2 separate regions of the Mus musculus genome follow, and region 1 is linked to region 2. Evidence: chromatin loops called from intact Hi-C (ENCODE). Cell type or tissue: heart. All regions are shown on one strand. Links, peaks and the distances in the headings refer to the core of each region. The heading gives the core; the rest is flanking DNA. Region 1 has its middle 88 kb from the start of Gm40303. Region 2 overlaps Rbpj (recombination signal binding protein for immunoglobulin kappa J region).

What was found. Peaks named below come from ENCODE experiments on the same cell type or tissue, not always from the same donor. Only the 100,000 strongest peaks of a DNase experiment are listed, where the experiment ranks them.
Region 1: it touches region 2 in a loop (7-fold over the local background); 22 of 42 quality-filtered maps call a loop at or near these places.

Annotation. Positions count from the first base shown.
Region 1 is chr5:53,349,277-53,360,912 of GRCm38, forward strand. No RefSeq gene overlaps it. Among named protein-coding and RNA genes, the nearest start is that of Gm40303, 88 kb to the left of the region's middle. In heart, for the core only: no CTCF peak of the experiment used is centred there; a DNase peak (open chromatin) is centred at 5,965; H3K27me3 peaks cover 885 bases.
Region 2 is chr5:53,632,807-53,644,442 of GRCm38, forward strand. Rbpj (recombination signal binding protein for immunoglobulin kappa J region) reads left to right here. Exons shown (of 11, transcript NM_001080927.2): 3 at 3,156-3,251; 4 at 9,218-9,383. Among named protein-coding and RNA genes, the nearest start is that of Rbpj, 48 kb to the left of the region's middle. In heart, for the core only: a CTCF peak has its summit at 6,054; no DNase peak of the experiment used is centred there.

The sequences.
Region 1 (11,636 bases), core at 1,650-9,649, 280 kb before region 2:
TTGTAGGGAGATGAGATAGCCTATATGCATGTTCAATTTTAGAGGCTAGATTTGGAGGTTTGTAGTAGTACATGTATAGTGTGACATTTACACTAGGTGTATGGATGTCGGCCTGGCTTACAGAGACTCTCCTCTTATCCACATATTGACGTAATGAGGAAACAGAGTCAGGTTGCATGGATATGGATATAACACAGCCCTCAGATCCCTGAATGTTAAGCCCAAAGATATCTTCCTTTCTTTCTCATAAGCTCCACTGTCTACTTCCATTTCCAGATGTAGGTACTGTGGGCTTTCCAGCCATTGTGGGCCTCCACATTGATCCATTGGGTTTGTTTCTGCGGGAGAATGGGGAAGAGTCTGGAAGAAGGGGATCTTGATGAAATTGGTGCTTCAAGAGGTCACACTGGCTGTAATGTGGAGGACAGATTTAAGTTGCTGGAACTATGGATAGAATTTACTTGCCGAGGTGAAATAAGGCAATCCAAATGAGAGCAAATGGAAGGTTTTATATATATATGTATTTCATTAGGGATTTCATACATATGTAAAATATAGTTTGATCATATCCACAACTCACTTCCCCATTCCACCCCCTCTGTATCCCCTTCCCAACTTTATGTCTCCTCCTCCTCCTCCTCCTCCTCCTCCTCCTCCTTCTCCTCCTTCTCCTCCTCCTCCTTCTCCTCCTCCTCCTCCTCTTTCTCCTCCTTCTTTTGAAATAAGCCACTGAATCCAATTAGCTTTGCATAGTGTAGTGCCATCCACTGGACCATGGGCAACCTACCAGTGACCACACCTCCGAAGAAAAATGTCCCTAGTAGCCATCAATTGCCATCCTTGCCTAGCCCCTCCCACACGAGAGATTCCTGATAGCCTGAAAGGACAGAACTTGCTGTGTTGGAAGAATGAGAGGGACAGTTCTAAGGGGAGGGGGGAGCAGAGTGGGTAGATGCTGCCATTTCCTGAGGTAGAAGACAGAGGAAGTGGGAAAGGTGTAGGAAAGGGAGAGGAGGGCGAGGAGAACGGGGGAGGGAGAGGGAGGAGGAGAGGCCCTCAGGGAACGCTGGAGAGCTCCTGGTAACCTTGCTGAGTTTTAGATGCCCGAGCAGTTTTATTCAACTTATGTATTATACTATAGGTCAGACATGGGGGAGCGGGCCTCACATGGATTTGGGAGTTCAGTGTCTATAATCCCTGGGAGATGCTTAAACTTCAGTGAAGGTCGTCACAGCAGCATAGACCAGGGTCACAAACACAAGTGTGCAGCTCTTCCCAGTCCCCTGCAGGAACTCAATGGATCAATGCGCTGCACTGAGGAGGGGAAGAAGCTCAGGCTAGCCTGCTGCTGGAGTCCATCTAGGCTAGTGGGCTGGGGGTGGGGCTGTTATCTGAGGACCAACACTTGAACAGAGATCCAAATAATAATTAGAAAGAGCTGGGCAGTGAGGAGAAGGACAGTCCAGTCTGGGGGAAGAATGTGCATACAGGCCTGCAGAGAAAGGTCCCACGAGTGAGAGGAGAAGCCCAGGAGAGCCTCCTTGAGAAAGAAAAGTTTCCTCTCTGAGAACAAATGAACAGCTTCCGAGCTCTCAATTCTTTTTAGCTCTAAATACTACATACAGTCTTCTTATCCTTTTGATTTCTTACAACATCCAGTTAATTATAAGAAGAGAATAGGGTTGGAAAGATGGCTCAGTGGTTAGGAGCACTGACTGCTCTTCCAGAGGTCCTGAGTTCAATTCCCAGCAACCACATGGTGGCTTACAACCATCGGTAATGGGACCTGATGCCCTCTTCTGATGTATCTGAAGAGAGCAATGGTGTACTCATATACATAAAATAAATAAATAAATCTTTAAAAAAAAAAGAAGAAGAGAATTAACCTTTCTTGGGGGTTACTTCGCTGAAAAAAAAAAGGTATCGAGTTTGTTTTCTGTCATCCCTCTTTCTACCTACCTGTCAACCAACACATCATATACAAATATTTAATATCTGCATCCAAATTTGATATAACTTTATTACTATTAATGGACCATTTTAGAGCTGTTACAGTTATCATGACTGCCACCTTTAACTACTTTATTATATGTCTCATTTGATCACAGGAAACGATCAAATCCATGACTGGGTCTGGAACCCCGAGTTCTGGAGCCTCTGGAGATGTGGAAAGGCGATAGCAAGCCATGCCCAAGCACCTCTGACAGCCAGGTCCAGTCCCCTGCACTGTGGACTCCAGCTGACAGGGAAGGTAACTCAGTGGGTGAATTCTAACCCCAAGGAGGTCAGAGCAGTGGCTGGAGGAGGCAAAGGATGCTATGGAAGGCAACCTGGGCGGAGTCATCTCTCGGTGATGCTCATCTGTTCTCTTTATTCACACTAACTGTATCTATCCCTCTACCACTCAAGATTTCAATGCACTTAACCCGAAAACCCTCTTGAGACAACAGGGAGATACATGAAAGAAGTCATGGGTTGGGAATTCTGGAGACAGGTAAGAAAGCAACCAAGCCCAGACTAGACTATGAAGTACCTTTTCTTTGCTCTTGCTCCTTCCTTTCTGCTGAGAGCAATGTCACTGTGGAATCTACCCCACAGCGGCCATCTTACAGCTGCGAGATGACCTTAGAGATAAGAGGCAAAGTTCGGGATGCTAAAACTGTGCTGTTCGAACACTTTCTCTGGAGAGATGTGGCTAAATGTCCTCTCGTCCCAGATACAGAAATGACAATGGACCAAGGTAATGATTACAGCAAAGTCCAACTTTGTGAGCCAACGAGATTATCGGGGTTGTTTACTGGGTATGGGTGAGGGGATACTTACAGGATCATGACCAACTCAGAGGCCACTGCTCTATCAAAACCTCACTCTAACATGGACGACGACTACCAAAGCTGGAACCCTGAAGCTCTCTGTATGACTAGCTGGCAGATGAGCAGGTGGGAGCGACTAGTCTCCTCCTCAGCCCTTATTGTATCTACAGCCTTGGGGCCTGAGGGGTCTTATGAATCTGGTAAGTTTCAGAGATTTCCAGAGACTTCTAAGTCATTTAACTCCCTTTTTTGTTTTTGGTTTGGTTTTGGTTTTGGTTTTTCCAGACAGGGTTTCTCTGTGTAGCCCTGGCTGTCCTGGAACTCACTCTGTAGACCAGGCTGGCCTTGAACTCAGAAATCCACCTGCCTCTGCTTCCTAAGTGCAGGGATTAAAGGCATGTGCCACCTCCTGAATCTTAGTGGGCCTCCCATTAGAACTTTTGGAGTCCTCAGAGCACCGTCCCCACACACCCCAAGATGGAAAGTTTCCATTCAAAAGAAAATGCCACACAACAGAAGGAAAGACCCAGACCCTAGTCTGTCAAGGCTAACTCTAAACTCTGAGAAGAGAATTTAACTGTTTCACTTTAAGCCACCATTAATTAGGGTTTGTGTGACAGTGCAGCTGCCTCTGGTCCTGACTGAGAGATCACCTGGCCAGAAGGTGAACTAAAGGGCCCATTGGTTTTATCTTTAGAACATCAGAGAGCAGTGCTGATCCTCGAGGAGACTGTCAGTCGAATTTTAAGAATAAGAGCAGGCTGGGGATATAGACTGCTTGGGTAAAGTACCTGCTGACAGGGAGAGTAAGAAGTAAGGAGGGTATGGTGACACAGCAGTTGTAATCCCTGCACAGGAGGAGGTGGAGACAGGATCATCAGACCGCAAGGTCACTCAGCCACTTAGCAAGTTGGAGACCAGCCCAGAATACCTGAGATCTGTCTCTAAAAGAACAAAGCATCCCCATGCCAAGCCAAAACAACCGCCCTCACACAAATCACACAAACAGATACCCCAAACAATCAAAGGAGAAGGTCTTAAAAGGAAACACCAGTGGAGGTCGCTTCTCCGACAACTGAAGAAAAGGAGTAGTCTGTAGGCTGGAAAACTACTTAAAGAGCAAGGGCTAAGCATAGTAAAGAGAGGCCAGATCCTGACAGGGAGCAGTAGAGCAGGGCAGGCCTGGCAGCAGGACCTGGGGCCCCACTTGGCTTTGGTGTCTACACAGGTTGAGCAAACTTGACTTCTTTTTTACTTTTCTGTTTCTCTAGGACTGATTGGTTACTTTGTTCTCTATCTCTGTGTCTCCATCTCCGTCTCCCTCCCCCCCCTCCCCCCCCCCCCCCCCCCGTGTGTGTGTGTGTGTGTGTGTGTGTGTGTGTGTGTGTGTGTGTGTGTGTGTGAGAGAGAGAGAGAGAGTTTAAGTGCCATTATACTTCTACTTACATGGGTTCTAAGGACCAGAGTTTAAGCAATAGTCTGATGTCTGCTAGAGAAGCCCAAAATGGGCTGAGTGGTGGAAATGGCTCACAACAGCGTAGCAAGCTGGACACAGCCAATAGTGGTCCAAAAGCGTGAAGGGATATTTTCAGAAATAAACCATTATAAATTTTTTTGTTTCTTTGTTTTTTGTTTGTTCGTTTTTTTTTTTTTGTTGTTTTTTTGGGGGGGTTTGGTTGGGTTTTTTTTTGTTTGTTTGTTTTGTTTTTTTGTTTTTTGTTTTTTGATTTTTGGCTTTTGGTTTTTCTGTATAGCCCTGGCTGTCCTGGAATTCACTTTGTAGACCAGGCTGGCCTTGAACTCAGAAATCCACCTGCCTCTGCCTCCCGAGTGCTAGAATTAAAGGCATGCGCCACCACGCCCGGCTTCCATTATAAGTTTTAAGTTGCTTGCCGTTCGAGTAGTTCTGGGTAGTACATTTAGAATCTCACAGCATCTGAACCACCTCTCGGGCATGAATTGGCCTGGAGGCAGGGTCTGCCCCTCCTGTTAGCTGACTCCATTTTCAGATTGATAGGCGCATTGTCATAGTGCCAAGGTCCCCGCAACTCTCACTTTCCTTGACCTCATCCTCAGAGAACAAGAGCGGATTGTAGTGGGTTGGGCTGTGCCAAGGAGAAGCCACGCAGGGCTTCTTCTAAGTAGAGAGACGGTAGACATTTTGAGAGAGAGCCCACACTCACAAAATGTTTATTAGGTTATATTATTATAATTGTCTTACTTATTATGAGTTGATTTGTTAATTCTTTCTGGGCATAACAATACTTTATTATTATTAATTTTAGAGTCAGGATTTCCGGTACCTCAGGTGGCCTCAAACTCACTGTGCAGCAGAAGATGACCTTGAACTTCTGACCCTCCCACCTCTAGCTCCTGAGCGATTACAAGCATATGTTGGTACACTGGGTCTTAGGCCATGCTGGAGATGAGCCCAGGGCTAGGTGGAGTTTACCAACTGAGCTAGCCCCAGCTATCTCAGCCTACTTTATAAGCCAAAGCTTATTCATGCTAGGCAAGAGCACTGTCTGGAAGCAGGTGTACCTTAGGGCCCAGATGATCTGCAAGTGTGCACCGCTCCCCCCCCCCCTTCCCCCCATAATGTTCAAGGTTCAAGGAACTTTTTGCTCTCAGGCAAGGGGTGCCACGGCACCAAGTGGCCAGAGCTGATAGGCTCTGGAGCATCAGTCCCTGCCTTCCTGAGGCCACAGAGGCACCCTGTGTGCCAAACTCCACTCTTGATGGGAGCTGCCGGTTGGGGACAAAAAGACAGATTAAATGAAGACCCAAGGAATATGAACCAAAAGAAGGAAGACAAGTTTAATAGATTCCACTCCTCCCCCCCCCCATCTCCGGCACCCCACTAATATTGATCAAGTCAGCAAGTGCAATATCCTGTCTCTGCTCTTTGCTTTTACTCTCAGGAGATAGAGTCTCACTAAGTTGTTAAGACCATCCTCGACCTCCAAATCCTCCTGTCTAGGCTGGGCTTACAGGCCTGCTCCACAGCCACCAGCCTGGCTGACCTGGGTGATTTTAATGGGAATGATCTCAATGAAAAAGTTTACCCCCATGGTGAGTGCAGACAGAGGCTTTGGAACAGGCTGGGCGGCTCGGGAATGAGGAGCAGCTGCCAGCATCTCCCAGGAGGGGGCAGCAACGCCACATGCAAACAGGACCATGACTTCTCTAGGAGGGAGGGTCCCAGAAGAGGAGGGTGGAGCTGGGGAAGTCCTGTCTGTGGCCTCAGCACCTCTCACTCGACCTGCTAGCATCCTTTCTCACCGGCCAGAGTGTATCCCTCCGGAGGACTGCAGGAATTCAGTTTATTACTGTCCCTATGGTCCCCAAAGCTCCAGGGAAGTTGGCTGGGTTGATAGAGGCACAAAGGATCCATGGGAGTCTTTTGCTTGGTTAATCTGGCCTCTTCTGAGCAGTTAAATGCTGAGCAGGTGGTTAAACCTTGGTTGTTTGAGAACCTCCCCCGCCCCCCCCCCCCAACAAAGGGTCCTTCTCCTCTGGAAGCCACCATGCAGTGGGTTATTTGATTTCAGGATGGGCGTGAACTGAGTTCCGAGGAGAAGGAGGAGGAGAAGGAGGAGGAGGAGGAGGAGGAGGAGGAGGAGGAGGAAGAGGAGGAGGAGGAGGAGGAGAAGGAGAAGAAGAAGAAGAAGAAGAAGAAGAAGAAGAAGAAGAAGAAGAAGAAGAAGAAGAAGAAGAAGAAGAAGAAGAAGAAAAGAGCCACACCTATGTTAAAGAGTCCACTGGGCTGATGAACTGATTAAAATGTAACGATTACGAAGAGTTGGAATGCTGTCGATCCAGGCTCCTCTTTGGTTATCTTTGGTCTGCTTAATAGCCTCTTATCATTCCTATCTTTAGTAACATCCTTCCTGTGATCAGGTAAATCCTGCTGGAATACAGGAACCAGAGCTTAACCTTCACCCACCTCCAAACCAAGAATGCTACCAGACAGTGCCTGAGTCCCTAATCCTGTCCTTAGCTATAAAGTTCTCCAAACTGTCTCCACCTTGGGATGCATTATTCTGGGACAAGGGGAACCTGTGTTCCCAGTCCATGGTCACTCGTATTTGAATCATATAAGAATCAATTATCTTCTTCCCTTTGGAGTGGGAGGAACATTTCGTATAGACAGCTGACTCCATTTTCAGATTGATAGGCGCATTGTCATAGTGCCAAGGTCCTCGCAACTCTCACTTTCCTTGACCTCATCCTCAGAGAACAAGAGCGGATTGTAGTGGGTTGGGCTGTGCCAAGGAGAAGCCACGCAGGGCTTCTTCTAAGTAGAGAGACGGTAGACATTTTGAGAGAGAGCCCACACTCACAAAATGTTTATTAGGTTATATTATTATAATTGTCTTACTTTATTATGAGTTGATTTGTTAATTCTTTCTGGGCATAAACAATACTTTATTATTATTATTATTAATTTTAGTGTAAGGTGTGTGTGTGTGTGTGCCTGTGGTGTTTGTATGGTGTGTGTATGTGTGTGTATGTGTATGGTGTTTGTGTGAGGTGTGTGTGAGGTGTGTGTGTGTGTGTGTGTGTGTGTGTGTGTGTGTGTTGGGTAGGGTAATTTGGCTACAGAGGAAGATGGAATAGAGCACTGAGCTCTAGATGAGCATGAAGCAGTCCTGTGAGGGGATCTTGAACATGTGCTTAGTTGAAGGAAGAACGAGGAGTCTGTTGGTCCACCCCGTGAGCATTTCCTTAGGGCCTACTGGGCACGTTTCTTCCTCCCTGTGAGAGGCCAAAGTCCCTTAGAAGGAGACACTCCATCATTCTGAAGTGGAAAGACTGGGTCGGAGAATGTGTAGGCCGCAGAGGGAGAGGATGAGTGGTGAGGACAGGTCTCACTGGTGTGAGATGAGAAAGGCCTTCCTGAGATGGGAGAGCTAGTGGGGGCATGGCTGCTATTTCTGTGTTGCACGGGTTACAAATCTCTTCTTGGCCTGGAAGCCTTCAAGTCGGGGAGATGTCTCATGAGCCAGCCGTCCTCTCTTGGTGACTCAGCCTCCACTGGGCTCTAAAACTCTTCTGTGTATGTGCACTGGCTTTGCCGGCTGAAAAATCTACCTCTTAAATTGGTTCAAAGGTTGCCTTGTCTTACAACAGCAAGCCTGTGGTGGGCCTAGGATCTATTTTCGGGGAGAAGCCACACGCCAGTGGATTACTTCCAGGCTGACCCCTTCGGCTCCAGGTCTGTGCTGACAGCTTCCTGGGTTCCCCTGGAGCCGTTTGTGAAAGACTTCTAGATACCCATCTGCCTTTAGGGAAGAATGACTGGAGAGCCACGGGGTGGGGGTGGGGGCAAGGGAGAGGCCAACCCATCCCCTGTGCACAGGCTCTCAAATTGGTTGCAGGGAGAATTCCAAGGGAGAGCCTTGGACAATGTTCACCCCTGCCTGCATTTCTAAGGAGGATCATGTGGGGGCTGGCAAGTTGACTCATCCCTGATAGCCCATAGCAAGCCTGAAAATCTGAGTTTGATCCTCAGGACCCACAGAAATTGGAGGGAGAGAACTGACTCTTGCAAGCTGTCCTCCGACCTCCATACCCACCTAATCACAACACACGCACACACAATAGAGAAATCTGAAATTCGGGTTAATCAGAGAGCACCCCCCACAACCCCCAGGGGATGGGAGATGGGATTTTTTTCCAATTCTTCCTCCTCTTTTCACCTGTGTTCTTTGCAAACTGCAGGAGGGCAAAGCCATTGGGAGAGGACACAGAGGTCAGGGGCAGGAAGGGACAGTCACCAAGGAAGTCACAAAGTTTGCCATGTCTGTGTACCTGGAAATCTCAAAGAAAAAGAAAAGGGTAGAGCCGGGTTGCAACTGGCTTAGGAATCTGTATTTTTCTCACTTCTGGAATCTGATGAGGACTGGAAGATGAGTACTGGAAGATGAGGACTGGAAGATGAGGACTGGAAGATGAGGACTGGAAGATGAGGACTGGAAGATGAGGACTGGAAGATGAGGACTGGAAGATGAGGACCGGAAGAGAAAAACCTGTCGTGCTTTCGAAACTGGATTCCTCTTCCTCCACTTGTAGCTAAGAGCTAACTCTCAGCTTTCCTTTGTCTCTTGCTGCTCTGGTGGGCCCCAGCTCTTAGTCCTGTTTGCTCATTTCCCAAAATGTCAGCAGCCTTGTTCCTTTAAAATGGCAGGGCTTGAAGACGGGGTGTCTTCCTGCTGCACCACACAAGGCTCTAGCCTACAGCCTCACGTCCCTCTCTGCACCTTCAGGGGAAACCCCATCCATTCCTCTGTCACAGGTGACCTCCTGTCTCACCACCACCAGCCCTGCCTCATGTGTCCCCGCCTCTCCCCCACCCCCACCCCTGCCCCTGCTCTGTCACCTGCCCTTGCCTGGGGTCACAGCAGTAGCAGCTTGTGTTCGGAAGCCTTTCCAAAACCTACCAAGTTGAGTGTGGACATCTCCCTGAAATGATGTCCTGTTCCATTTGGGGTCCCTCAAGTCCTGCCTTGTATTAAGAGATAGATAAATATAATCTTCTCTCTCTGAGGGGAACACTCACTCACCTGTATGTATGTAAAGACTCTGTGGGGCCCTGGGCTAAATTAAACGGAGCACGATTATTGATGGGGAGAGATACAGTTAGAAATTAAAGAAAGCCTAAAGCATTGTCAGTTTGTACAAATGATTGGATTGCTTTGGCTTGAGTGTTCTCATTTGTTAAACAATGAACCATGATATCTGTAGGGCATTTGCATCCCTGGTATTCAGAGACTAACGAGGTTCTTACTGCGGTTTGTGTGTGTGTGATGTGTGTATGTTTGGTGGGTGTGTCTGGTGTTTGTGTGTGGTGTATGTGTCTGTGGTATGGGGTGTGTAGTATGTGTGATATTGTGTGGTGTGTACATGTGGTTGAGTTGTGTGTGTGTGTGTGTAGTGGTGTGTTATGTTTGGTGTGTACCTGTGGTGTATGTATGTGTGTGATGATGAGTATGTGGTGTTGTGTGGTGTGTACATGTGGTGTGATGTGTGTGTGAGTGTGTGATGTGTGCCTATGGTATGTGGTGTGTAATGTGTGTGTGTCTGGTATGTGATATGTGTGTGTCTGTGGTGTTTGTGTGGTATGTGTGTGTGTATGGTGTATGCTTGTGGTGTTTGTGTAAGGTGTGTGTGTGTGCCTATGGTGTTTGTATGGTGTGTGTATGTGTGTGTATGTATTTGGTGTATGCTTGTGGTGTTTGTGTAAGGTGTTTGTGTGTGCCTGTGGTATGTGTGTGTGTGTGTGTGTGTGTGTGTGTGTGTGTGTGTGTGTGTGTGTGTGTGTGTGTTGGGTAGGGTAATTTGGCTACAGAGGAAGATGGAATAGAGCACTGAGCTCTAGATGAGCATGAAGCAGTCCTGTGAGGGGATCTTGAACATGTGCTTAGTTGAAGGAAGAATGAGGAGTCTGTTGGTCCACCCCGTGAGCATTTCCTTAGGGCCTACTGGGCACGTGTCTTCCTCCCTGTGAGAGGCCAAAGTCCCTTAGAAGGAGACACTCCATCGTTCTGATGTGGAAAGACTGGGTAGGAGAATGTGCAGGCCGCAGAGGGGCCTGGAAGAGGGAGAGGATGAGTGGTGAGGACAGGTCTCACTGGTGTGAGATGAGGAAGGCCTTCCTGAGATGGGAGAGCTAGTGGGGGCATGGCTGCTATTTCTGAGTGAGTGGAGCAGCCTGGTTGTGCCAGGCCTCTGGGTGGTACAGTAGCAGGGGCCATGAACTTTTTTGACCCACCTATGTGCCATCCCAGAGAGGTGACCACAGTTTCTGGTTAGCTCTGACCTGATCCTTTACCTACGTGAGTTCCTTCCAACCCCAGGTCCCTTTCCTGTTGTAATTGCATCAACTCCAGAGCCAGAGGCGGCTTCTTAAGCTTATCGCGAGCAGGAACAACCTTTGTCTCCAGCTAGTCTAGTTCTGAGAAAGAACCAGACTCCAGAGAACACTTATCACCTCAACGAGTCACCTTGCCCGAAGGGGCTCTGCACTCTGGCCGGGACAGGGTCACAGGAGTCTCGCCTGGGGACTGTTGGAGAAGCAGCTTTCACTGATTACTCTGCTTGAGGCTGACTCCCTTTCCCTGGAAAAGTGTGGAAAAGCTTCCAGACTTGGTCTGCTGCAGAAAGGGAGACCGCGTGAGCAACCTCGTCGGGTTTTCACCGCGCTCTTTCTCATTAACAGTACAGTCAGCCAGCCGTGCATTTTTAGCGTGTTACACAGGCTTACACTCAGTCTTCATCACACCGTTGGGATGAGAGTGGAGGGGACACCACAGGGTCAAGGACGACAGATGGGTCTTCACTTAAGCAGGTTAGAAGTTCAGCAGCTCCAGAGTAGAAAGACTGGACTTTTTGGCTGGGGGGTGGGGGTGGGGGATGTTGAGGGCATAGTCATGAAGGGGCATAGCGGGCAAGAGGGCAAGAGGCCTCTGCTGTCTGCAATGGCCTCGGAACGAGCCACTCACCATCAGGCAGTGTTTTCCTTTTCCATGAAGAAGAGGTGGCAACTGTGGCTGAATCAAGAAGCCGGAGGCCTGGTGCCATTCTAAAATAGCAGCATTGCTGAGTTTTCCAGATGAGGACTTTGCCCCTGTGAGCCAAAGAGTTTTGGAACATTATTTGAAAGCAAAACCACCCTCTTCCAGATTTTTCTTTCTTTCTTTTTTTTAAAAGGAGGCGACTAACTCAAGGAAGTCGGGGTTTTTAACTCTTGAGGCAGAGGCAGCTGTTGGTTCTGTGCTGATGAACCAGGGCTCTTTGGCAAAAAGCTAGTTGGGGGTTTTA
Region 2 (11,636 bases), core at 1,995-9,994:
CTCTCGCTCGCTCGCTCGCTCGCTCTTGGTGGTGGGGGCACACGTCAGTGGCTGTGTCTGGAGATCAGAGGACAACTTTCAGGAATTAGGTTATCTTTCACAGTTGTCAGGTTTGCATCACAAGCACCTCTACTTGCTGAGCCACCTGCCTGGCCTCCGTCTCTGTAGTAAGATGCTGTTCTTATGTTTTAATCCGTTCATTCTCATATTAAGAAAGACAAGCATTATCAATGTGCTTATAGATTTGGTAGATGTGCTGTACTGAGTTGAATGAAAAGCTGTCACCTCAAAGGAATGAAAGACAGGTTTAATCTATAGCAAAATATAAGTGACCATGGTCCAGAAACATTCATTGAGGTTTCTCCAAATACAACATGCTGACATCAAAGCAGTTTCATGGAATTTTTATGGTAACAGAACAAAGAAAGTTGTAAATCAAGAGATTTAGAAAATACATAGTTATATCAGGGAAGCAGGTTACAGCAGGAGAGGAGATAGGCTGCCTTGTATGCCATCTGACATTTGTGGTCTTTTGATTGGTGGAAAATTGAGGTTTTGTTAAGTTAATAAATTCTAAATCTAGTAGCAGGAGCCGGCAAAAGGTGTTGGTGGGGATATGATCATATAGTAGACTAATGATAGCCCCAAATAGATTGTAACTGGACTCTGAAAAAAAATTTCAACCTCCCCATGTTTTTGGTTTGGTCAGTCAGCCTATGCAGACAAATTCTTCCCAAAAGCCTCTTGCTCACAGTGCATTGAGGCTTAAGTCAGAAGCCTAAGGCAGTGTGCATCCCCAGGTCTTAGCAACATGCCTACAAAGCTTTCATGGGACCCCATGCTCACTCTCTCCTGCAGCATGTGTATATAGTTAAGAGCTTGGAACGGCTCTTAACATTGACAACAGTAATGATACCTATAGCTTGCTTACAGGACCTCCTTGTTGGGAGTTGGGGCTAACTGGCTTTTAGGTTTGTTATTTTTTTTTTCTCTTTTCCAGTAACTTCACGGAGGAGAGAAACCTCAGATTCAAGAGTAACAGAGTTAAGATTTAGACCCTTGTTTCATAGCTGAGATGTGGCTTAGCCGTTGTACTACCAGTGGTACAACTTTGTCCTTGAGATAGCTAAACTTTAATTCCTGCCTCTTCTGTATCATTTCAGGAAAGTAACTTAACTGTGTTTGGTTATGTTGGTTATATTAATATGCTTGCTTAGAAAAGTTAACCAGCACAGCCTCATTTCACAGTTTCAGTCTTTTTTTTTTTTTTTAAACATTCCAAATGTTGTCTCCCCCACACCCCCCATCCCCTGGAGTCCTATTCCTCCCTCCCTTCCTAGCAGCATCAATCAGTTCTCTAAGATGAGCTGCATCCTCTCCCACTGGGCCTGGGCCCTCAATCCAGCCTGGGTATCAAGTACAAGAACTGAGGCAGAGCTCTTTTACTTGAAGCCTCTGTTGTGTGTCTGGGAAGATAAGAAAAGCAAACACATAACCTGATAAACATATAAACAAATAATGACTAAGTGACATGGCAGAGATCATACTGTTAGTAGAATGTAATTTAGAAAATGTGCTTGCAGTTCAAGTTCCATGACTGGGACCTGTGTACAAATTTTGACAGGGTGTTGGACTTCTCTCAACTTTTGTTTTTATCTTGTTTTGGTTTTTCCTTTTTTTCATGTGTATTACGGTGGGACCTGTGTACAAATTTTGACAGGGTGTTGGACTTCTCTCAACTTTTGTTTTTATCTTGTTTTGGCTTTTCCTTTTTTTCATGTGTATTACGGAATCTTCCTCAGTCTCTCTTCCACTTTCACCATGCCTGTATACCTGGTCTTGCTCCAGGGATCTCCTGGCTCTGCCTTCAAGGCAAGGAATTACAGGCGGGTCGCCATGCTCACCTGGCATTTTGATGAGGTCTGGGAATCTGGCCCTCTTGTAAAAGTTTTAGCCACCAAGCCATATCCTCAGCTGCTGTTTTTTATTTTATAATCTCCACCCCCATCTTATTCTCTGAGCTGTCACTCATCTCCAGTAGTTATGCCCCAGTACCCTTGCTATTGGCAGTCTGTTCAATACTGAGAGAGATCCTGTGCATGGTCCTCTGTCCCCTACTCCCTGACCTAGGTAGACACCTGTTTCAGCACTGGCTCTGCCATGCCCTTGCTAGGAGTGCACTGCTCCATTCGGTTCTGTGCCTTCAGTGGAAGAGGTCCATACTCTGCCTGCACTGTGTACACTTTCCATGCCTTGCAGCTAAAACATTTTTCTCAGTAAGAATAAATGTCATTTTGGTTTTCTCATTAGACCCCTTTAGCCACCCTGAACCAGGTGGCTCTTAGCTCCTGTATTCAGATTCTGAAAGTAAAAGCTGGGTGAGGCTCTGTGGTTTATCCAAGGAGTTCAGTGTAAAAGTGACACAAATCTATAATTCCCTACATTTAATGACTTGATGACAGCTGACAGTTTTGACTGTCATTTGGATTGTCTTTATTTATAATGTAAGTTAAATTTAATTTAAATTTATTAAAAATATTCATTGATTATCCTGACTTTAATTTTGTGATATGTAAAATATCTCAAGACTTGATATTCTACTTAAACCTGTAGAGTTTTTTTTTTTCCCCTCCTATGTGGCACTTAACTTAGGTAAATAAATATATATATACATTGAAATTTTTATAAAACATTACTTAATAAGCATGTGGCAGTTTTCATTTGATATAATGTTCAATTTTTTGAACGTTTAATATGTTTCAAAATTTTCAATTAGCATCTTTTTAATATATTTAACAAAATCCTTTGGGAGACTGTTAGTTTCGGGTCAGGCAGTAGAAGTTTGGGTGATTTGATGTTTGGTTGTGACTTAAGGGAGAAGGTAGAGGAGCAAGATAAGCTATAGAGAAAGTCAGTTAACTATATTACCAGTGTAAACGTTAATTGTATTTTAACAGCCAAAATGCAGAGTGAAGGTGGGTTTGTATTTCCTTAGCACAGGATCTTTTAAGGAAGCTCATGCAATTGTTTCTGGTTTTGTGTTTAAGTTTGTTTGTTTAAGAAATGTTCATAAGCATTCCTCTCATCTGCTAGAGTGAAAGAAGGCTTTGACAAAAACACCCTCCCTACAATAGTAATTTTATATTTGATTACAGGGAAGCTATGCGAAATTATTTAAAAGAACGAGGGGATCAAACAGTGCTCATTCTTCATGCAAAAGTTGCACAGAAGTCTTACGGAAATGAAAAACGGTAAGATTATTGAGCATTTGGGGCAAATAGTGCTTATTTTATAATTTGCATATGATTTACATTTATGTTTGAGACTTGGTTCTATTCCTTGGTTCATTTGCATAGTAGAAAAGAAAAAGGGCAAGTGAGATGGCTCATGGAGTAAGAGGTCCTGAGTTCAAATCCCAGCAACCACATGGTGGCTCACAACCACCCGTAATGAAATCTGATGCCCTCTTTTGGTGCATCTGAAGTCAGCTACAGTGTACTTACTTATAAATAAATAAAAATCTTTTTTTTTTTTTTTTTAATGTAGGTAAGAGGGGGTGGAGTGGGTAGTAGGAGTAGAATCTTGGGCCTTTCTCTTATTAAAATGTTCTTTAATGAGCTCCAACCCAGCCCTATTTTGTTTTACTTGATGTGTGAAACTTGATTACTGATTTTTAGTTAAACATAGAAGTTGATGTGAAAAACCAACTCTTTGTTCATTAAGTTGGCCCTAGATGAATTTCTAGGTTTGGGTTTTTAAATAAGAAAATTTAGTGTATGTGTGTAGTGTGTTCTCAGTTCTAGAGCTAAGTGTAAATAAATGGTCATGGCTTAGGAACACAGATGTAGGTCACCTCAAATGCTGTGTTGTAATGTGAATATGGTTTGTAAAGTTATAGAAAATAAAGTTATAAATCAAGAAACCTTTCTTGGTTATTGGGTTACAGCTAAGGGGTATACTGCTGTCGGATGACATCCTTGGCTGTTGAGTTGGTGTAAGCCAGTAGTCTGATAATACATCTAGAAGATTTTATGTGATAGCCACCGGCTCTTAGGTCAGGCACAGGTGAATGACTGTTGAGACTAAAGATAGCCCAAGAGAATTTAGCCCTGAGTTTGCAACATTCCAACTCTCGACAGTTGTGGCATTATAATCAGTCAGCCTTGGTGACATGGGTGTGACCTTTTTCTGGGAACTTGAGTTCGCACTAGTCAGTTGTTTTCTAAGCAAAACAGGAATGCTTCTTAGCACTGAAGAATGCTGTTTAAGGCCAGTTATGCTTTTTGAGGTGAAATAGAGAAGATTGCCTAGCAACTCTGGTCTTGAACCAGGGAAGTACTCTACCAGTATTAGGGTTTTAATATGCATTTTAAAGGAAATGAAGCTAAGAAACTCTAAACATATGTGCTGCCTTGGCTTCAATTGATTGTTATCCTTGGTACCAGCATTGGGACTCCTACAACTAATTCCAGGGTTTTAAAATTCTTTTATTTTTGTAGCTTCAAAAAAATAGGAAGTCACATTAAGCTATTTGTATGACGTGAAATCCCACAGGCATGTGCTATCTCCTGGGTGTAGTGTTGATGCTGCCTTACTTTTTACCGCCTTCTGTGGGTTAGCAACAGCAGGGTGTCAGGGCCGAGGAATAAGGTGCCTCAAAAAGCATAGTCCTTGTGAACCTCACTCACTCTTCTCATCCATCCTTGGCTAGGTGAGACCAGCCAGGCTAGCCCTCACTGAAGCATGGGGCAATCACACTAGTCACTTGGGCTCAAACACAGGCAGTGCTGCCTCTGCTTTTCAGTCTCTGGAGTTTTGACAAAGCCTCTTATCAGTTAGATAATTTTCTTCACTTACTCCCTTTTTAAATTATGTTAGTTGCTAGTGTCTAATTAGTTAGACCTATACAAAGTCACATGGCATTTAATTTTATGTCGGATGGCTGAGGCCTTCTGAAGTTATAAGGGTTTGCTAGTTATTGTAAGAAATACAGGACCACAGGGCTGCAGCGGCTTATCAAGAATTATAAACGTTTTAATAATTGTCTTTATTGTGGTAGCCTGTTTTTGTTTGTTTGTTTGTTTGTTTTTAACCTTCTATTATTTAGGTATGGCTTAGTCGACCCATAACCCCATTAAATACTTGAAGAATTTTAGGTTTTAGCCTCCAAGAAAAAGAATGAATATGTTATAGTAACTACTTTCCTCTGTCTTTTGTCTTTTGAATCATGTGTATTAAAATGCTTCCAAGGAGGGTAAATATGTGTGCTTGCTTGTCTCTCTGTGTGTGTGTGTGTGTGTGTGTGTGTGTGTGTGTGTGTGTGTGTGTGTGTGAGAGAGAGAGAGAGAGAGAGAGACAGAGAGACAGAGACAGAGAGGGGTGTGGCTGGCTGGTTTTCCTGAAGCTTCCTTGAGGATTAAAGAGGTGATGGATCTGCTCTCCATTTTCTGGAAAGAGGAGGAAAGTCTGTCCTCCTTGATGATATTGGTTCAGGCTGTTTTAAAGAGTTGCTGAGGTATGAGTGAGACATGAAATAACCTTGGGACGTGGCCACAGACACTTTGGCCACATCTGTCATAGAAAGTAATTCCAGTAAATAATGCTAAAATTATCTGGCCAGGAAATTTCATTTAAAAGGCGTAAATTGGTATTGATAGCTGTGCCATAGACAGATAGATTAAATAGATAGGTAGGTAGGTAGGTAGGTAGATGGATAGGTAGACTGATATGACATTAGTGTTCAGTATTGTCTACTGAACAATTATATGAGAGGTGCTCTTGGGACAGTTACTGACACTAGTAAGTGTTACCTGGGGTAATTGATGGACCAGGAGCTCCCAGGTGTTCCTTCAGTGGTGACAAGTTTGGATTTCGTCTAACCAAACTTAATTGTCATACCAAGCTAAATAAAAGCCCTTTTTTTAACCTATTGGGTTTTTCCCCCATGTATGTTCACAGGACTTGAGGGGAAGGGATTGTTGTTAAATCATTCACTTTATGACTAAATTTTGCAATGAGTAAAATCTTAAATGTGCATATATCGCCACCAAGTGGGATAGAATAGCATTGCTTGTCAGCTAAAAGATGCCAAAAGAAAAGAAAGTAAAAAGGAGACATTGTTTGATAAGACAGTTAAAAGTTTGACCGCTGTTAAAAGTCAGTTTCAAACACAGAAATGCATTTTAATTGTTGTTTGTTTAATTATAATATGCACTTTTATTCCATAGACTATTGGAAAGTCTGTTTTTATTGTATTCTTAAAAAACTTTCAAGGTAGAATCTTGATCAGTGGGTTTTTTGTTTCGTCAGACTATATCCCTAGCCTTGTTTATGTTGTTCTGGAACTCACTGAATAGACTAGGCTGGCCTCAAACTCACAGAGATCTGCCTACCTTGCCTGTGAGTGCTAGGTTTAAAGGCATGTACCCCTAATGCCTGGTTTCGATCAGAGATGTTTGTTTGTTTGTGGTGTGTGTGTATGTGTATGTGTTTTCAAGACAGGGTTTCTCTGTGTAGCCCTGTATCCCTGGCTGTCCTGGAACTCGGTCTGTAGACCAGACTGGCTTCAAACTCAGAAATCTGCCTGCCTCTGCCTGGGATTGAAGTGCTGGGATTGAAGGTTTATACCACCATTGCCGGGTTCCATCAGAGTTTTATATAGATACCTTTTAGTCTGACTAAAATTAGTCAATTTTATGCTGTTAATTTTCTGTGATTTTTTTTTATCACATTTCTATAAATATTCCAAATATTCATTCCTTTATCATTTCTGTGTGCATATAGCCTTCAGATATGAAATAAAAGTACTTTGTAATAATGTATTAATCATTACTAATATCAAATCATTCAGATTTGATAATACCAATTCACCAAGGAGTTTTAATAATTCAGTGTCCAATAAAATACTAACGTGGGATGAAGTTCCTGAGAGTGTATTAGCCTAGGTACTTGAGATGTGTCTTGCTATGCATTTGGTAGCCTCTGCCATTAAAAGCCTGAAAGATCCCTGGCATAGAAGTAAACTAAACCAATTACAAAATATGCCCAGCCAGTATAAGCATCTCTACAAACTTGGAGTGACATGGTCCTGGGACCAGTACCTGGGCCATGACCTTGATATCCTTGTTCCCAAGTGTGAACATGCAAGCTTGAAAAGCTCCTCTTGTTTTGTGTTGCTTAATTAAGTATTACAGAAACACCCAGAGGCTTCCTACTCTATACTCCACACTCTCCTCTCTAGGACACACTTGGGCTACTCAACCTTTTTGCCCCCAACTTCCTCTCCATGGTTGATCCCCTTCTAACCAGCCACGGCTTCTATATGCTTTGTCTTCCTTTATTTTAAATGCTGCAAAGTTTTCCCTGGCTGCCTCAGACAGTCCATATTTTAGTCACCCTAACCTGGCTTTATTTTGTAAGTACTTCCTACTAGCTAACAGAGTCTCTATATTAACTTCATACCCATCCTTTCCCCACCTCCACCCCCACCCCCTCCTATTAGAGTGTAAGTTCCATGAGGAGAGTGACTTTGTTTGATTTTGTTGTTTTTATACCTGGGGATATATTAAGTATTTGAAGAACTAATAAATACTAAATAATCCCAGCTCACTTCTTATACTGTTTGGTTTATAGTAGGATTAGCACCTGACCAGGGTTGTGAAAAGAAAGTGCCAGTACATTTGGAGGCTGTTAAGTAAATGCTATTCTTGGTTTACCTCCTCATAGACCTGAGACTTTATGCACAGGTGCATATTTTATTTGTTCACTTGTGTATCTATCTATCTATCTATCTATCTATCTATCTATCTATCTATCTATCTATCTATCTATCATCTATCTATCATCTATCTATCTATCTATCTCGACCTCTATATAGTTCTGACTATCCTGGAACTCACTGTGTAGACCAGACTGGCCTCAAATTCACAGAGATCCGCCTGCCTCTGCATTCAAAGTACTGGGATTAAAGGTGTGTACCACTATGCTCAGCAATACAATTTACTTTTCTTAGTCTGAGTTTCAGGTAAACTTGATTCCCAGTGTCAATTGACTAGAAGATGTCACTGGCCAGTAGGAGGCCTGTGTTTGTAGCTCAGCAGTGTTAGTACAGAGCCACGTGCTTGGTCATCTTTCCCTGTTGCTTTCTTATGATTGGAACTTGGCACAGGTAGTTGATTATTGTTACAGTGAGGCTGTTTTGCTTATAGCAGGATTATCAGAATCAAGAAACACTTTTCTGTATTCGTAACTATACAAAAAGTAGGAATCACCATGAGGGCCTTTTGTTTTAAGAAAGAGGGGAAGGAAGGTAGTTCTTTGTGTAAGATACTCCTACATGTTAACTACAGACCTACCTAGTTCATCATTTATACTGCTTGCCTGGTTACTAGTCATTTGAGTTTTCAGGCCTCTTTACAAAGGGACAGGACACACATTTTAAGGTATGTACATATCGGTGGCTATCATTAGGCAAAGGTACATTATATATCATTGGGGAAGTACATTCTGCTCTACAGTTAGAGATAAATTCATAATTTGATTGTTAGGTTTTGACAGAGTCATTGTATGTGGAGAGAACTTGGGAGGATGCTTTTTGGCATACAGAAGAGCAAATCTTTTAGTAATCATGAGCAGAAACAATACAGTGTAGTTTTCTTTCAGTCCAAGATGTTTCTCAGTCCTGAAACCCGGTGTTCAGGAGCTAAGGTACATAGACATGGACTCTGTAGAACTCAGATCAAGCATCTGTTTTGTCGTCTTCCTTAGTTGCCTTACTTGGGGTGTTACTTTAATGCTAGTAATCCAGGTAAATTACCAAATAAAGTTAGATGTAATATAACAAGAGTAGCATTAAAATTGATGATGCTGCTGTCTTGGCTAGGACTTAGTAATCACAGATTCTGTAGTGATTTATTATATCTGTGTCTTGTTTGCCAAATTCCAGTAGAGTAGTTCAGAGCCTTGAGCTATGAGAATTCACAGTTCTGCTTAAAGCAGGACCAATCTAACTGATGGTATAAGTAAGTCCTCAGATTGTATTAGAACAGATAAGAAAGTCTTTATATCAGTCCTTTTGACTTGACAGTTTGCTTTATAAATGACCAAAGTGCTATGTTAGGGACCAATTTAGTACATTGAAGTATGACTTTGAATTCATATTTTAAAAGATGAAATATGATCTTGAATTTAATTTTTTTCTGCCACTTTTTTTCCCCAGATTTTTTTGCCCTCCTCCTTGTGTGTATCTTATGGGCAGTGGTTGGAAGAAAAAAAAAGAGCAAATGGAACGAGATGGATGTTCTGAACAAGAGTCTCAACCCTGTGCGTTTATTGGAATAGGAAACAGTGACCAAGAAATGCAGCAGCTGAACTTGGAAGGGAAGGTAAATTCAAAATGTACACTCTGCCTTCATTCTTGCAGTGTTTATTTATTTTAGTTTTTTCCATACCAGTGCTTATTGCACTTATTTTTAGTGCTTTTAACAGTGACTGTTTAAATGTGTAAATCAGAATCACAAGTATACCTTCAGGACAGCTATGGCCTGCTGGCTCATAGTGTGCGGGGTAGCATTTAAAGGCAGCACCAGGAGGCCTCTCCAGCTTCCTGCCTGTCTTAGTTGTAAGTCAGATTTCTATTGGGAGACTAATCCCTCATTTTCTACCTGGCAGTATTGTAATACTCGGATAGTTATGAAAATGTGTCTCTCAGCTTTGGTTTATTCTGTGTTCCTATCTTCATCCCCTGCTGGGAAGTAGCTGCTAACACATGATAGAGCATGGGTCTGGGCCTAGTGGCCTTGGCTAACCAATACCAGTCCAGAACACAAGTTACACAGAGAATGCTCTGTCTACTGGCTTTCTGTATGTATACTACTTTAATTCAGAAGAACAGTTTGTTCATTTATTACTAAAATTCAGTGGGTTTTTTTCTGGTTTTTGTTTGTTTGTTTGCTTGCCTTTTCAAGACAGAGTTTCTCTGTGTAGTCCTGGCTATCCTGGAACTCACTCTGTAGACCAGGCTGGCCTCGAACTCAGAAATTCGCCTGCCTCTACCTCCTAAGTGCTGGGATTAAAGGCATGCGCCACCACGCCCGGCTAATTCAGTGTTTTGTCTTAATATTGAAGTTTTGAAAATGATTCTAATCTCAGTGACTACATAGCACCCAAAGTATCATATAAAAGCTATTTCCTTATTTAGTAACTTTTAGCTGGCTATTCTGATATTTATGTTTTGTATTTGGCATGAGGATAGGAGTGTTGAGGGCGTAAGCTAGGGGTTAGCATTCTTAATCATATTTAAGAAGACCCCTAAACCTAACCTTCAAATCTGGATATTTGTCATTAGGTCTTTATAGTTTTTAGTCAATAACATGGATTTTAGATAAGGTTTGGTGTAATATTTATTACAATAGTAAATGCTTGTTGTAAAAGAGAGCAGAGCAGTAAACCACTTTAAATTATGACCCTTGAACTTTAAAATAATACAGTCGATTTATTCTCCTGTTAAATAATTTCTGGAGTTACATACAGCACACTGCACACCTAGACATTCAGTTCTTTAATGAGTAGATGTAACCAATTGTGATTGTGTTGGCTGAATATATTCTCATTTTAACCAGTTCTAGCTTTCAGTCATTTACCTTCCAGTGAAGTAATACTAAAGCCACCCAATCAATAGCATCATTAATTGTCCTAAGTTCTGTGGGGGCTATCTCTGCACGAAGCCCTCCCCTCTGTCTGTGTTAGACCTTATTACATAAGTCCTGGATGTTGACAGGATACAAATGCACATGCACATGTGAGGAAGTGAAGGACTCCCCAAAGGAGTGTGTGTGTCCTCACCATGTAAGTAAGACCTGGAGTGATCGTAAAGCTGGCAGCAAGTGCCTTCCAGTGAGCTACCTCAGCAGCCCTTGTTCATGTTTTACATATGCTGGCCGGACAGCATCTTCTCTTTCTTGACACAGATTGTACCCAATAATGTTAGTGCTCAGAATTAACTGATCTGATCTTAGGCCTGTCTTCCCGTTAGGGTGAAGTTCCCTTGTTTAAATACAAATTTTGTTCTGGGACTGTCTGCTTTAGTACATTGACTTTATCCTATCTTCCAAAGCAGAACAGTTCTAGTTTTGACCTTTAGCTAGTGTTTTAAAAATATGATAGAACTATCTATGTATGCATATATGCCATATCTAAGTGTGTAAGAGTACCACCACTGCAAAGGACAGTTTATTGTATTTAGCTTTTATTGTTATTATCTTATTTTGCCTTCTGCACAGCAAGGCCTTTCAAAATTTAGACTGTTCAAAATCACATTTAAATTTTCTTATGTAACTTTGTTATAGAGACAAACTATTGCAGTATATCTATTACTAACACTCTGTATTGGTAAAATTTTAAGAACAAAGACCTAGAGTTCACTAGCTACTTTCTAATGAATGAATGATACTTGTTCTGCATTTTAAAAGGAGCACACAGAAGAAATAGTTCAAATAAAACTTAGACATTGTTGGGAGGGGTGGCACACGCCTTTAATCCCAGCACTTGGGAGGCAGAGGCAGGCAGATTTCTGAGTCAAGGACAGCCAGGGCTACACAGAGAAACCCTATCCTGGGGGTGGGCGGGGGGGGGGGGGA